Linked DNA regions of Homo sapiens: region 2 is linked to region 1. Evidence: chromatin loops called from intact Hi-C (ENCODE). Cell type or tissue: HCT116. All regions are shown on one strand.

Region 1 (2,500 bases):
CCGGGAAGCTGTACTCCTCCCACCGCCCCTCCCAGCACTGTCTCTAGCTGCTTGAAGGAGGCACTGAAGCCTTTGGGAGGTAGGGAAGGGGGCACGCTGGAATCCCTACAATGTGCCAGGCACGACACACCCATGTCTCTTTTCCCCTGAACAGCAATGCTGGGCAGAGAGGAATATGATCAGTCCTGTTTACAGATGGAGCAACTGAGGCCTAGTGTGGGGAAGCCCACGGTGGGATTTGCCAGGATGTGAATTCAGGTGTGACTCGTCCTAACCCCGTTTTTCATCTCTACCTCAAATCATCCCCTCTAAAAAGAAAGCACGGAGCTCCCAGAGGTAGTGAAAGTCCCCAGTGCCTGGGCAGTGCCTGTGGCAGGTTCCACAAAGCCCTGCCGAAGCCTGAACCCTCGCAGCCTCCGCCCCCGCTTCCCACCTCCGGGTGAGTGCAGGGGCCTGGCTGGAGGCTTGGCCCAGCAGCCGAGGGCTCTGTGACCTTAAAGGAACACTTCCCTTGCTAACAGGAGGGCGCTGCCTGGTGGACACTCCCAGCTTGGAGGGTCCTGGGCGCCAGGCAGCCCTCTGTTCCCACCAGTCTGAGCCTCGCGGTGGCCCGGCAGGCTGGCAGGGCGTGTCCTCCCTTTGTTGTGGCTCTGGGAGCAGCTAGCCTGGGCGGCCCATCCTGGCCTTGCTCACAAAGGAAACCGCTCCCGGGGGAGCCCGTGCTCACCACCGCTGGTTTCTGGCTGGCTCCTTGGCGTCAGAGGCCTGTTCGGGGCCAGGCCAAGACCGCTGTGCTCGAGTGGGAACCCCGGGGTTTGGCAAGAAAGCAGCCAAGCTGGGCTGGCGGACGCTCACCTCTGGAAGGCGGAGGCGCTGAGCATGTGTGTATGCGTGGGGAGCATATGTGCAAACATGTTCACGTGTGTGCATGTGTGTGTATACATACCGATGTTAGCAGGGCAACATGAGGAACTGCGGTGGGCAAGGGCTGTTAGCACTGGAAGGTTTCTGGAATCTTTATCACTTCCTCACACTTCCTATTGTTCCCGCCTTAACTATTGTGTAGCCATAACAAGGCTAATAATAGAAACACGGTTTATTCTTTACTGGGCCCCGTTCCAAGTACTTTATGTCTCTGAACACAATGGAGGCGAATCACTCTCCAGGAGACAGATGCTATTTTTGGCTTCACATAACAGAAGTGCACAGGTAGAGGTCACACCGCCAGCAGATGGCAGCGCCAGGCCAAGAATTCAGGTCTGTCTGCAAGGCCCCTGGCCGGCGCTGAAAGAGCCTGGGAACATCAGCACACAGCGTGGGAAAGCCGGGGCCTGCGGATTTGCTTTTCTGGGCAGTGAGGCTGAGGGGCTGCTTGCCCCTTCAGGGCCAGGTCCCCAAGAAAGACTACCAAAGGGGAGAAATCTGCCTCCTCTCCCAGGAAGCCTTCCTGGATTGCTGAACCTAACTTGCATCTCCATGCCCAAAGGAGAGCAGCTTGCTGGGCTGGGAGTGTCTACAGTGCCACCCGTCTCCTTCCACAACCTATTCTCCTAAAGGGACCTCTCCCTTCACCCCCAAACCAGTCAGTTCCCTTTAAGAGCTGGACTTCTCCATCCTGACACCAGGGCCGTGTTTCCAGCAGCCCCCTCTCAGCAGACCCGGGGTCCCTACCTTCCACCAGCAAGAAGAAGCCTTTGGGGTTCTTCCGCAGGATCTGGATGGCCACCACCACCATCTCGGAGAGTGACGGGTCCGTCACGTTGTTCCTGTTCAGCTCGTACTGCATGTCCCCTGGCTCGAAGAGACCTGAGGAGGACGCCAGGAGGATGTGGATGCTGAGAGGCTGTGACCCGGCTAGGAGGACTCCAAGGAAGCTGGGGTGTCTCAGGGAATGCAGGCTCCCCACAGCCAGCTTGGGGTAGAGTATGGTGGCTGGGAGGATCCTTATCTGGGTGATTTTTGTGGGCCCAGAATTAGGCCCCCAATTCCTTTTTTTTTCTTTTTTCTTTTTCTTTTCTTTTCTTTTTTTTTTTTGAGACAGAGTCTCACTCTGTTGTCCAGGCTGGAGTGCAGTGGTGCGATCTCGGCTCCCTGCAACCTCTGCCTCCCGGGTTCAAGTGATTCTCCTGCCTTAGCCTCCTGAATAGCTGGGATTACAGACATGCATCACCACACCCAGCTAATTTTTGTTGTATTTTAAGTAGAGACAGGGTTTCACCATGTTAGCCAGGCTGGTCTCGAACTCCTGACCTCAGGTCATCCGCCCACCTCGGCCTCCCAAAGTGTTGGGATTACAGGCGTGAGCCTCCGCACCCAGCCCCAATTCCTTTCATTTTCATTCCCACCACTATGGCGCGGTGGGATCACCATGCCCGTTTCACAGATGAGGAGCACTGAGGCCCAGAGGTGTTCCATAACTTGCTATTGTCAGCTGAGAAGTGGCAGATCTGGGGTTCAAATCCATCAGTCAGTCTGCCTCCAGCCTGCAGGGCTCAGCACA
Region 2 (2,500 bases), 340 kb after region 1:
TGGAGGGTCACTGCCGATCAGCTCAGGAAAGCCCCCAACAGAGATCAGTGAGTTCCCCCAGGCCCTGCCGGCAAGGTGCCAGCTCCCCACCTGTGGGCAAGCCTTGGGACGAACTGGCCTTCATTGCACCCTCACTGTGCACCCGATCAGCTATCACGAGAGCCGTCTGAAGAGTGGATGCCCTTGTTATCCCACTTTTCAGATGAAGAAACCAAGGGCAAAAGAAGTATGGCCCAGCTAGGAGCTGGGATGGGCTTGAGCCTGCCCAGCCTGTTGGCAGGGTGAGCCTGGCCTCTGGAGCGGAGCCGATCTGGCACCTTGTCTCCGCTCCACTGCTTTGGGATTTGGAGCCTTCATTTCATTTTCCGCAGAATAGGATGGGAGGAGCTGGTTCTGGGGTCCTCATGGCAGTCAAATGTGAGGACCTCTGGGGAGCGCCAGACCCCAAGGAGGCCCCAGCAAGAGCAGCTTTCCCATTGTTCCTCACTACCACGAATGGTGGGATCTCAGGACAGGGAGCCCACAGAGGCCTGGGGAAGGTTCTGGATGGGCTTGACAGCTGTGCTTCCCAAAGCTCACTGCACATCAGAGTCCTCTGGGGAACTTTTTCAAAGATACAGCTTCCTGGCCGGGCGTGGTGGCTCACGCCTGTAATCCCAGCACTTTGGGAGGGCAAGACAGGTGGATCACCTGAACCCAGGAGTTTGAGACCAGCCATGGTCAACATGGCAAAACCCTGTCTCTACTAAAAATACAAAAATTAACCGGGTGTGGTGGCGCACACCTGTAGTCCCAGCTACTCAGGAGTGAGTAGCTGAGGCACGAGAATTGCTTGAACCCGGGAGGCGGAGGTTGCAGTGAGCCGAGATCGTGCCACTGCACTCCAGTCTGGGTGACAGAGCAAGACTCCATCTCAAAAAAAAAAAAAAAATACAGCTTCCTGACCTTAAATCAGGATAACCTAGAATGAGACCTGGTCTTTGTCCTTTTTATTACTGTCTCCTCAGGTCAATCACAGTAGCTCAGGCCTGCAATCCCAGCACTTTGCAGGCTGAGGTGGGCAGATCGCTTGAGCCTAAGACTTCAAGACCAGGTTGGGCGACATAGGGAGATGTGGTCTCTACAAAAAATTTTTAAAATTAGCTGGACGTGGTGGCACGAACCTGTAGTCCCAGCTACTGGGGAGGCAGAGGTGGGAGGATCACTAGAGCCCAGGAGGTCGAAGCTGCAGTGAGTCAAGATCATGCCACTGTACTCCAGCCTGGGCAACAGAGCGAGACCCTGCCTGAAAAAAAAGAAAGAAAGAAAAAAAAAAACTGTCTCCTCAAAAAAATTAGATGTAGTCAGCCCAGTTCCAGTCTTCAGTCCAAGGTCCTTCCATTCCTCAGTGCAAACATTTGGGATAAATCTTAGGGAAGGGTGCAATCAACTTCTCTTTGCCTCTGGTGCCCCCTGGTGGACTATAGGGGTTCAAACATCTCTATTTCCTTCATTTCCAGCCTCCAACCAGGACACCCCGCTATGTACAAGAAGGTGGGCTTTTACCTTCAGAACATGGCATAGGCTCTGTTGCCAGTTTATCTGAAGTATTTTAACTTAGCTTGAATGTTTTTATTTAAATTTCCTTGCCTACCCATTGAAGTATTTGTGATTATTTGAATATAAATATGATGTTTTAAATTCCTCCATATGGCCAGGTACAGCGGCCCACGCCTGTAATTCGAACGCTTTGAGAGGCCAAGGTGGGAGGATCTCTTGAGCTCAGAAGTTTGAGACCAGCCTGGGCAACATGGTGAAACCCCATCTCTACAAAAAATTTAAAAAATTAGCTGGACGTGGTAGCATGCGCTTGAGCCCAGGAGGTTGAGGTTGCGGTGAGCTACAGTTGTACCACTGCACTCCAGCCTGGGCTACAGAGCAAGACCCTGTCTCTAAAATAAATAAATACATAAATAGAGTTCTTGGCCAGGTACGGGGGCTCACACCGGTAATCCCAGTACTTTGGGAGGCCAAGGCGGGTAGATCACTTGAGGTCAGGAGTTCAAGACCAATCTGGCCAACATGGTGAAATCCCGTCTCTACTAAATATACAAAAATTAGCCACGCATGGTGGTAGACACCTGTAATCCCAGCTACTTGGGAGCCTGAGGCAGGAGAATCGCTTGAACCCGGGAGGCAGAGGTTGCAGTGAACAGAGATTGCACCACTGCACTCCAGCCTAGGCAACAGAGTGAGACTCCATCTCAAAATAAATAAAGTTCTCAGTATGTTCCCATGGCTGTGGGGCTCACCTGGAGGAGGCAGAGTGACTGTCTAGGCTCTTAGAGGAAATGTGGTACCCATCTCACTGCACTCCTCACTCACCCTTCCCCTCTGTACCAGAGAAGTCATTGAAATGCCAAATACCTCATGACTATATACCATTACTTTCAAAACCTTTTTTGGTCTTGGGATCCTTCTACACTCAAAAAAATTATTGCTGGGCGCGGTGGCTCACGTC

The links. Peaks named below come from ENCODE experiments on the same cell type or tissue, not always from the same donor. Only the 100,000 strongest peaks of a DNase experiment are listed, where the experiment ranks them.
Region 2: a loop joins it to region 1, with 5 times the contacts of the local background. A loop is called at or near these places in 7 of 110 quality-filtered maps.

What each region holds. Positions count from the first base shown.
Region 1 is chr1:21,572,971-21,575,470 of GRCh38, reverse strand. It overlaps ALPL (alkaline phosphatase, biomineralization associated), which reads right to left. Exons shown (of 12, transcript NM_000478.6): 9 at 1,672-1,806. Among named protein-coding and RNA genes, the nearest start is that of LINC02596, 12 kb to the left of the region's middle. RefSeq lists enhancers at 1-648, 649-1,323. In HCT116, a CTCF peak has its summit at 1,213 (motif pointing right); a DNase peak (open chromatin) is centred at 1,210; H3K4me3 peaks cover 622 bases; H3K27ac peaks cover 660 bases.
Region 2 is chr1:21,231,105-21,233,604 of GRCh38, reverse strand. ECE1 (endothelin converting enzyme 1) reads left to right here. Exons shown (of 19, transcript NM_001397.3): 14 at 1-47. Among named protein-coding and RNA genes, the nearest start is that of EIF4G3, 55 kb to the right of the region's middle. In HCT116, a CTCF peak has its summit at 1,442 (motif pointing left); a DNase peak (open chromatin) is centred at 1,464.